2 separate regions of the Homo sapiens genome follow, and region 1 is linked to region 2. A link is a contact called in ENCODE Hi-C or POLR2A ChIA-PET data. All regions are on one chromosome and are shown on one strand. Each heading gives the region's core, a stretch centred on a gene start or an enhancer-like site at or near the end of the contact. The rest is flanking DNA. Distances are from core to core; before and after follow the strand shown.

Region 1 (5,284 bases), core at 2,045-4,544, 45 kb after region 2:
TGAACCCGGGAGGCAGAGCCTGCAGTGAGCTGAGATCGTGCCACTACACTCCAGCCTCGGCAACAGAGCGAGACTCTGTCTCAAAAAAAAAAAAAAAAAGAAAACAAAAGCAGCAAGCAGCAAGCAAGTTAAGACCACATGGAAATGCTGAATGTGTTTTCTGTGCGAATTGCTTCGTTTGACTTCCTCTTTTCCAGTGGCTCACTGGAATGATTCGTTGGGGGACTCATTAAACCATGCCAGGGTGCAACTTCCTGCACAGTTAAATCCTAAATAACACATTCTAATTGATTATTGATAACTGACACTTACAACCAAAGAAATATTCCAGGAAGAAAAGTCTTGTTTCTTATGAGCAACTAAGCAGCTAGTATTAGTTCAAAAACATCAAGGGCTTCTCCAAAGGGCAGATTACAGAATTAAAGTACAACAGATGTATATTCATTTAGGAGACACAAGGAGAATTACATCTCAGAATAATTAGGCTGGGTGAAAGAAACTAGAATTCCGAAAAAAAGAGTGCATACTGTTATGATTCCACTTACACAAAGCTTTAAAAATTGCAAACTAATCTAGAGTGACAGATAGTAGACCAGGGGGTCCAGGACCAGGTGGGAGGGAGAGATGACAAAGGGCAGAGGGGTTTTCGGGTTGACTGATGTATTCACCATCCTGACTGCAGTGATGATGGTTTCTCAGATGCATCAATATATACACATCAGAAGTTAGCAAACTCTACACTTTATTTTTTAATTTTTTTTTTTGAGATGGAGTTTTGCTCTTATAACCCAGGCTAGAGTGCAATGGTGTTATCTTGGCTCGCTGCAACCTCCACCTCCTGGGTTCAAGTGATTCTCCTGCATCGGCCTCCCGAGTAGCTGGGATTACAGGCGCGTGCCAGCACGCCCAGCTAATTTTTCTATTTTTAGTAGAGACAGGGTTTCACTATGTTGGCCAGGCTGGTCTTGAACTGCTAACCTCAGATGATCCGCCTGCTTTGGCCTCCCAAAGTGCCAAGATTACAGGCGTGAGACCCTGTGCCCGGCCACAAACTGTATATTTTAAACATGTGCAATATGTCAATTATACCTCTGTAAAGCTGTTTGAAAATAATTTTTTTAAAGCAATTTGTTTGCCTACTGGTTTGATTTCCTCCCGGTCCAGTTTGCGCCTGTAAAGCAGGATGGCATGGATGGCGTTGCCGGCTCTTGCTGCCTGAATGTGAGTTGGAAGGATATACAGCAGATCCTGAAAAGCGACAAAGGTGGAGAGAATTTGCATAGGGAAAGATAAGCAAATTTAAATAATCACAGCACATCCTGCACACTGTCACAATATTTCTAGAGATGCATCAATATACATACATATTCGGTTACATCTGCAATGCTACAAAATAAATGGTAATTTGATTTTCTCCACTTTGACTTTGTAAATGTTTTATGAGAACATAAGTCCTCTAAAACTTCTGCGCTATTAAAGATAACTATTTGCACCAAATACCCTCACGTAACACAGAGAAAGGAAAGCAAAAATTAGTCGGGGAGCAATTAGACAATCAGGAAGTTTTCTGGATGAGACACAATGAAAGGTTAAAATAGTTGTTTATATAGAGCTGTGCCTGCAGCTTTCTAAATTTTGAGACCCTGTTCCAAATGTCTGCATTTTCCACAATTGGAAGAAAAGGCCAAGGAACACAGGTCTAACCTACATTTTGGAAGAGTCTATGTACACACCATGTCCCCATTGATGTAGAAAGTGCCTCTGTTTGTGGGAAATAAACAAAGGTCTCCTGGCGGGAAGGGCATCAGATAAATAGCTCACTTCCAAATAGAGCAGGAAAAGAAGTTCTATGGACTACACTAACGGTTTTTCTTTCAGTTTGAGATTATTTCAGATGGGAAAAAAAAAGTTAAGAGAAAAAGAAAGGACAATTTTGAAACGAAGAAAAACAGAAAGAAAAAGCAAATGATAGGCCAGGTGCTCATGTCTGTAATCCAGCACTTTGGGAGACCGAGGCGCACGGATCACCTGAAGTCAGGAGTTTGAGACTAGCCTGGCCAACATGGTGAAACCCCGTTTCTACTAAAAATACAAAAATTAGCCGGGCGTTGTGGCAGGTGCCTGTAATCCCAGCTACTCGGGAGGCTGAGGCAGGAGAATTGCTGGAACCCAGGAGGCAGAGGCTGCAGTGAGATGAATTGCACCAGTGCACTCCAGCCTCAGCGACAGAGCAAGACTCTATCTCAAAAAAAAAAAGAAAAGAAAAAGTAAATGATTAAAAAATAAACGAGGGAAAAAAATAAAAGGAAGTGAAGGAATGGAAGGAAAAGGAAAGAGAAGAGTTCTATTTGCCAGTTATTAAAGCAGTGGTCAAGAACACAAACTGAGAGGCCTTCTAACCATCCATGCTTTGAAAGACAAAGCCCAGGAAACCAGAAACTACCGTCGATGCACACCCCTCTGGCGTCTCAGAAAACAGTAGGGTGAAGCGCAGCGCACTGGTGGCAGGATCTTGGCCAACCCACTGTCCCTGAGCTCTAGGGGTTCTGCAGGGATCTTAAGGCCGCTGTGGCACCAAGTTCCAGTGCTAAGCCATAAAAACAGCAGGACAGGCCGGGCACGGTGGCTCACACCTGTAATCCCAGCACTTAGGGAGGCTGAGGCAAGTGGATCACCTGAGGTCAGGAGTTCGAGACCAGCCTGGATAACATGGTCAAACCCCGTCTCTACTAAAATACAAAAATTAGCTGGGCGTGGTGGTGGGCACCTGTAATCCCAGCTACTTTGGAGGCTGAGGCAGGAGAATCACTTGAACCTGGGAGGCGGAGGCTGCAGTGAGCCGAGATCGTGCCATTGCACTCCAGCCTGGGGGACAAGAGCAAAGCTCCATCTCAAAACAAAACAAAACAAAAAAACAGCAGGACAGGTACAGCACAGTGAGGAATTCCTGTTTGCCAGAAACTTATTTTTGCAACCCAAATCCCCCTGCAGTAGCAGAGCACCCTGGGCTACTAGGCTAACACTGAAGGGTACTCATAGGGTTCTCCGGCCTGGAAGCAGGACAGAGAGGAGCATGAGCCAATCCCCAGAGTTTTCCCAGGCCGTCCACAGGCCTGTGAAGACGCCACCTCTGTGGACAGACCCGCCGCCCCACCGTCCTCGTCAGACAGCAGCCCGGGCGGGTGGACTCACCATGGCATAATAGTTGCTGTTCACCATGAGCGGCCCTCGTCCTCGGAGGTAGATGTACTCCTCCCACCAGTCGCTCACCTAGTGGGCGCAAACACCAGACAAACCCGCAGGCTCAGCAGGGGCCAGGCAGGCTCCCTGGCAGCAGCCCAGAGCCGCGGGGAAGGGCAGGCAGTGCTTTTGGCAGACATTTCGGCGTCTAACAGGGGCCATTCCAGAACAGGGAACGCAGTCCTAACTAGATGGAATGCGACACCGTGGGAAATGAAAAGTGTTCTTTTTAAGTTGAGACAGGCAGAAAGAAGGTACATCACCTTCATTTTGTAGATGGTTCAAAAGGGAAATAAAAAGCCGAAGTGGGAGGATTGCTTGAGACCAGGAGTTCGAGACCAGGCTAGGCAACATAGCAAGGCTCTAGCCCTACATTAAAAATAAAAATAATAAATAAAATAAAAATTTAAAAATGTTTAAGAGACCAAATGGAAAGTAAATCATAAATGTCTGACTGCTAACATGTTTTAAAAACCAAAACTATGGGCTGGCCATGGTGGCTCACACCTGTAATCTCAGCACTTTGGGAGGTTGAGACAGGAAGATCGCTTGATGCCAGGAGTTTGAAGCCAGCCTGGGCAACATAGCAAGGTTCCATCTCTCCAAAAAATTTTAAGAAATTAGCCAGGTGTGGTGGCTCACGCCTGTAGTCTCAGCTACTTGGGAGGCTAAGACAGGAGGGTTACTTGAGCCCAGGGGTTCCAGGCAACAGTGAGCTATGATCGTGCCACTGCATTCCCACCTGGGCAACAGAGCAAGACCCTTTCTCAAATAAAAGAAAACAGAAACAAAGGCCAGGAGCGGTGGCTCACGCCTGTCATCCCAGCACTTTGGGAGACTGAGGCGGGCTGATCACTTGAGGTTAGGAGTTCCGGACCTGCCTGGCCAACATGATGAAACCCCGTCTGTACTAAAAATGCAAAAATTAGCCGGGTGTGGTGGCGGGTGCCTGTAATCCCAGCTACTCAGGAGGCTGAGGCAGGAGAATTGCTTGAACCTGGGAGGCAGAGCTTGCAGTGAGCCGAGATCGCTCCACTGCACTCCAGCCTGGGTGACGAGCGAGACTTTGTCTCAGAAACTAAAGAAAATAAAAGAAAACAAAGAAAAAACCAATGTTATGCAAAATTGCTCCACAGACTGCTTCCCAGGTCTGCCTGAAGAAGCCACCGTCCCAGTCCGTGGCACTAACCTGGTGTTCCGCAGGTGTTGTCTCTATTCCCTGGCACATGTGTCCTGAGGCCACCCAGAGGCAGTGCCCCCCAACCACCTCACAGCTGCTGTCCCTTCACAGCCTGCTGGACCCAGGGATCGCTTCCTTTCAGCTTTGTGCTGAAACACACGTACCTACAGAACAGTGCCCATGCAAGGGCCTCGTGTGCGGAGAGCTGTGCAGAGAGCTGACGTTTACCAGTCCAGCACACCGGTGCAGCCAGCGAATATGCCCGGCCCCCTGAGGCTAGAGAGACCCCTCCAGGCACTGCCCATCCACCCACCATGCCACGTCTAGCGCCACCTGCTGGTTCTGTCAGGGTCGCTTTGGACACCTTCTCTTCCGTGTTAGTTGTTCCTCAAAGCTAGACTCCCTCCCTTGCTTTGTCTGCCGGAGGCCTGCTCTTGCCCTCCCAGTACGTGGAAGCCCAGCCAGCTCCCCGCACACAGGGTGCCAGCTAAGACGCTTCGTTGGAGGAGATGCTCCTGGGACCACCGAGCCACACTCAACCCCAGGGAGGGGCGATCAGCACCGCCCTATCCCACACCATCCCTGCATCCACCAGCGAGCTCGGGAAGGATGCCCTTGGAATCAAGATAAACCAAAGAGGAGGATGGGAGCAGGTCTCTGGGGCAGCATGGCACTGCTGCAGGAGAAACAGCTCACGGGAGGACTCTCCGGGGAAGAGGGAGAGGGAGAAGCCTCCTGCGTGCAAAACACAGCATCGTGCTGGTGTACCTGCACTCAGGGTAAAACTGTCACTGTAGGCTGGGTGTGGTGGCTCATGCCTATGATCCCAGCACTTTGGGAGGCCGAGGTGGGAGGATCACTTGA
Region 2 (5,169 bases), core at 393-2,892:
CCAAGGGAACCTACGTCCTAGCTTTCCCCCTTTTTTTGTTGTCCGCCGTCTGCATGGTTAGGTCAGCTTTGGACGACTGGTGCAGGGCAGAATTCCCTCCAGGGGAAAGGGCTTGGCTGGGCCGATGCATGTTGGATTAGGAAGACGACAAAGAGTATACGCTCTACCGAGAATCAGTGACTCCGGTGGGCTGTGTGTGGTGTCACCAGGGAAAATGCTTGTAGAGGGAAATCCTGGGGTACACTAGCAGCCTCAGATGGGTTGGGGAAGGGATGGAGGGGGAGCTGTGCCCATTCCCCAGGCGGTTCTTACTGGGATCATGCGGACGCCCGGGTGGGAGGCTCCTTCCAGGACCCAGGCGCCCAGGGGCAACACCGCCGGGCTGCGGTGCGCGGGTAGCAGCGAGGACAGGAAGTGCACGTTGCAGGCGGGCGGCTGCGGGGCCTGCAGGAGCGCGACGTCCTCCAGCGCGCTGAGCTCTGGGATCCCGGGGTACTCCCCGAGGAGCTCCCCGCCGTCGCTGTCGCCCCCCGCGAGCTTCGCCTTGACCTGGCCCTTGCAGTCGGCGCCCAGCGCGGGGTTGAACGCGTGCAGGACGGGTTCCTTGGGGTCCGCCGGGCCCAGGTACGCTTCTTTGAAGACGTGGAACTCGTCCTCCTCGTACTTCACGGGGGCCTTCAGGCCGATGTTCTCCGAAGCGAACGGACCCTCGGGGCTTAAGAGCTCCGTCACCATCGCATCCTCGGGGCTGGGCAGCCCGCCCGGCAGAGGGCCCTCCTCCATGGCGCAGGGCGGCGGGGCGGGATGGCGGGGGCCGCGCACCTGCAACACGCGGCCAGGTGAGAGGCAGCCAGAGGAGAGGACGAGGGGAGGGGCGGCCAGGAAAGGGGACAGCCAAGGGAGGGGCAGCCAAGGGAGGGGCGGCCAGGGGAGGGGACCAGGTGAGGGGCGGCTAGGGGAGGGGGCGGCCTGGTGAGGGAGGGCCAGGTGAGGGGCCCGGGGAAGGGCGACCAGGTGAGGGGGTCAGGGGAGGGGCGACCAGATGAGGGGCGATTAGGTGAGGGGCGGCCAGGTGAGGGGCGGCCAGGTGAGGAGCGACCAGGGGAGGCGGTCAGGTGAGCGGCGACCAGGGGAGGGGCGGCCGGGGAGGGGGTCACGGGAGGGGCGACCAGGGGAGGGGCGGCCAGGGGAGGGGGCCAGGTGAGGGGCGGCCAGGTGAGGAGCGACCAGGGGAGGGAGTCAGGGGAGGGGCGACCAGGTAAGGGGCGGCCAGGAGAGGGGCCGGCCGGGGTGGGGGTCAGGTGAGGGGCGCCCAGGGGAGGGGGCCAGGTGAGGGGCGGCCGAGGAGGGGGTCAGGTGAGGAGCAGCCAGGGGAGGGGGGGCCAGGTGAGGTGCGACCAGGTGAGGGGCGGCCTCGCCCACGGCCCGCCGCCCTCCGCCCACCCGCAGGGGCCCGACCCGGCCCGGCAGCCCCCATCCCCGCCTGCAGAGCCGAGGCCCAGCCCGGGGACCGCCCCGTCATTCCTCCTCGGAGGGACGCACCTGGGGCCGCCGGGGCTGCCGCAGCGTGGAGCGAGCGGGATGGGGCGTGGGCCGGGCCTCAGGCGCAGGCGGCCGTTGGCGGTTGGAGAAGGGGGAAGGGTGAGGGACAGGAACCTGGGGGGAGGGGAAGAGGCGCCCGGGCAGTGGGCGGGGCCTGGGCGTGGGGCGGAGTCGAGGTCGGGGCGGGGAGGTAAAGGCGGGGCCAGGGAGGTGTGGTGGGCGTGGTCTGGGGCGGGAGGAGACAGAGTCGCGAGGGGCGGGGCCTGGACTGCCGCTGTTGCCAGAGCGGGTCAGGGGAGGCACTCCCAGGTTCAGCCGATCCAGGCTCAGGTGGGGAAACTGAGGTCCCCATCAACTCGGGCAGCGCTAAGTGGGACTGCCTAGCTTGGCTTCTGACCTTGGGCTTCAGTTATATTTTTCTGGCCAGGCGTGGTTGCTCACGCCTGTAGTCCCAGCACTTTGGGAGGCCGAGGCAGGCGGATTACTTGAGGTCAGGAGTTCAAAACCAGCCTGGGCAACATGGTGAAACCCCGTCTCTACTAAAAATACAAAAATTAGCTGGCCGTGGTGGCACGCGCCTGTAATCCCAGCTACTTGGAAGGCTGAGGCAGGAGAATCGCTTGAGCCCGGGAGGTGGAGGTTGCAGTGAGCCGAGATCCCGCCACTGCACTCCAGCCTGTGCCACAGAGCTAGACTCCGTCTCAAAAAAATAAATAAAATAAAATAAAACATTTTTCTACACTCGAGCTCTCAAGACAGATCCCGGCCTGGGACGCTGCGGGTGGACAGAGGGCAGGGGCTTGCACCGCACGTTCCCAGCCTTGCACCCACTCCCGGTCCTTGGTGACGCAGCTTACAGGTGCAACTGATGGAGTTGGTCCCGAAATAGAAGTAACAAATACGGCTGGGCGTGGTGGCTCACGTCTGTAATCCCAGCACTTTGGGAGGCCGAGGCGGGTGGATCACCTGAGGTCAGGAGTTCGAGACCAGCCTGGCCAACATATAGTGAAACTCCGTCTCTACTAAAAAATACAAAAACTAGCTGGGCGTAGTGGCGCACGCCTGTAGTCCCAGCTACATAGAAGGCTGAGGCTTGAACCTGGGAGATGGGGGTTGCAGTGAGCTGAGATTGTGTCACTGTACTCCAGCCTGACCAACAGAGAAAGGCTCCCTCTCAGAAAAAAAAAAAAAAACTCACAAATACAATGAAAGTCTCAAATTTTGGGTGGGGAATGAGCTATTTCATCTTTAAGGAGTCAATAGATATCACTGTTTAATCAAGAGGAGGTGAAAGTTTAATTCAAGTGATGGCGAAAACTGCAAAGGGTGTAGAGGGACTGGTGGGAGTGGGTGCTGGGGAGACAGCCTCAGGTACTGTCTACTCAGGTACTGTTTTGGTAAAAATAAAGAATGTAAAACATCAGCTTTCTAATCTCACTTTTAAAAATTAAATACTTTTCTAAATTTTTAAAGGGTAGTACCCAAGGCACAGCAACACCGTGTACTATTTAGTTGTACATTTAACATTCAAAAATCAAGAAAATTTTGCCTGGGGCTGGGCGTGGTGGCTCATGCCTGTAATCCCAGCACTCTGGGAGGCCAAGGTGGTCAGATCACTTAAAGTCAGGAGTTCAAGACCAGCCTGACTAACATGGTGAAACCCTGTCTCTACTAAAAATACAAAATTAGCTAGGCATGGTGGTGCACACCTGCAATCCCAGCTATTTGTGAGGCTGAGGCAGGAGAATTGCTTGAACCTGGGAGGCGGAGGTTGCAGTGAGCTGAGATTGCACCATTGTACTTTAGCCTGGGCAAAAAGATTGAAACTCCATCTCAAAAATCAAACAAACAAAAACAACAACAACAAAAAACACTCACAGAAGCAGAAAAAATAATAAAAATAATAAATCGAAGAGCCCAAGAATTATGCATAGCTTGAGTGGCCCAAGCGAGAGAGTAACCCACAAGGTTGCACCGTTCATTCGTTTACTAATCAGAATCAGACGTCTACTGAGTAGCATCATGCCAGGCATACACAGCCACCTGTGGGGGTCACCCACGGGTTGCAATCAAGCCTGGAGGCTCTGCACCTGCTGCTCCTAGATGCTTGCTGCCCTGCTGCACTGGCCGGGCTGGCTCCGTCGAGTCTCTCAGGTCTCAGCTCAACCCACTCTAAGTGGGTCAACCTCCCTGCCAGCTACCACCCCCTCCCAATGATCCTCTTAGTTGCCTCAGAACACTTAAAATCCTTCAACTGGTTGGCTTGTTCTCTTTTTCCTCTGTGATATGGTTTGGCTCTGTGTCCCCACCCAAATCTCATCTTGAATTGTAATCCCTCTGTGTCAAGGGAGGGGCCTGGTGGGAGGTGATTGGATCAAGGAGGCGGTTCCCCTACGCTGTTCTTGCAATAAGAAGTGAGTTCTCACAAGATCTGATGGCTTAAAAGTGTTCGGCAATTCCCCCTCACTCTCTCTCCTCTGCTGCCATGTAACAGGTTTCTTGCTTCCCCTTCACCTTCTGCCATGATTATAAGTTTCCTGAGGCCTCCCCAGCCATGCTGAACTGTGAGTCAATTGACTGTCTTTCCTTTATACTTACCCAGTCTCAAGAAGTTCTTTACAGCAATGTAAAAATGGACTAATGAGACAGCCAGAACCTGGTGGGGTCACTGCTGTCTCCCCAGTGCCTAGAACAGGCGCTGATATGGTTTGGATGTGTGTCCCCACCCAAATCTCAGGTTCAGTGGTAATCCCTAATGTTGGAGGTGGGGCCTGATGGGAAGTGACTGGATCATGGGCGTGCATTTCTCATGAACAGCACCATCCCTCTTGCTACTGTCCTCACCATAGAGTGCGTGAGTTCCTGTGAGATCTGGTTGTTCGCAAGTGTGTAAGAGAGCACCTCCTCTCTCTCTCTCAGATCTGGTTGTTTGCAAATGTGTAAGAGAGCACCTCCTCTCTTTCTCTCTCTGTCTCCTTTCACCATGTAGAATGCCTGCTCCCCCTTTGCCTTCCACCATGAGTAAAAAGCTGTTTGAGGCCTCCCCAGAAGCAGATGCCTCCATGCTTCCTGTATAGCCTGCAGAACTGAGAGCCAATTAAACCTCTTATAAATTACCCAGTCTCAGCTATTTCTTTACAGCAATGTGAGAATGGCCTAATACAGGTGCTCAAGAAAAACAGAAAAATGGAATTCATGCATTACTTTTAACATATTTATTGAGCATCTTTTATGTGTCAGGCACTGTTCTCAGCATTGAGGCAATGGAATGGATGAATAAATGCACAGCAAGTGAAAATCAACAGGCTTTTCTTTCCAGCCCAGCACATGAACTTGGTGATGTCCATGGTCTCCTCCAAGGCCTTGTTTCCATATGCTGAGACTTTCCACTTTGTCTCAAGTATCTGAACTTGGTCCTTGACTTATAATCCCCTTAATATAACAAAAGAGACAGAAACAAATCTTGTAGTAGACTGGGGTTAATGTTTTATTAATGATAACCTACATTCACACTGCATTTCTAAGATTTACATCCAAAGAGCATACTGTATTTACATGCACCGGTCAGCCCAAGATAACAAATTCAAACCATGGCTGCGTTAAGACAATGGTTTGTTCCAATTAAAT

What was found. A loop is a pair of places that touch in the nucleus more often than their neighbours do. ChIA-PET counts read pairs that join two places held with the same protein, here RNA polymerase II (POLR2A).
Region 1: a map with no recorded cell type shows a loop between it and region 2 (7-fold over the local background). The contact joins the enhancer-like site here to the promoter of TESMIN in region 2. A Hi-C loop is called at or near these places in 4 of 168 maps with a recorded cell type or tissue (astrocyte of the cerebellum, endothelial cell of hepatic sinusoid, ovary and 1 more) and 1 of 37 single-sample maps with no recorded cell type. POLR2A ChIA-PET finds 5 or more read pairs at or near these places in 4 of 52 experiments (CD8-positive, alpha-beta T cell, GM12878 and WTC11).

Annotation. Positions count from the first base shown.
Region 1 is chr11:68,793,664-68,798,947 of GRCh38, forward strand. CPT1A (carnitine palmitoyltransferase 1A) reads right to left here. Exons shown (of 19, transcript NM_001876.4): 7 at 3,193-3,270; 8 at 1,141-1,248. Among named protein-coding and RNA genes, the nearest start is that of TESMIN, 45 kb to the left of the region's middle. RefSeq lists an enhancer at 4,750-5,249. Within about 2 kb of position 3,295, at least 2 of the 41 ENCODE cell types and tissues checked have a DNase peak (open chromatin) inside an H3K27ac peak, as active enhancers do.
Region 2 is chr11:68,749,878-68,755,046 of GRCh38, forward strand. It overlaps TESMIN (testis expressed metallothionein like protein), which reads right to left and starts at 1,643. Exons shown (of 10, transcript NM_004923.3): 1 at 1,543-1,643; 2 at 313-822. The coding sequence starts at 783. CPT1A (carnitine palmitoyltransferase 1A) reads right to left here. Exons shown (of 19, transcript NM_001876.4): 19 at 5,006-5,169. RefSeq lists an enhancer at 770-1,755 and silencers at 1,456-1,745, 1,756-1,875.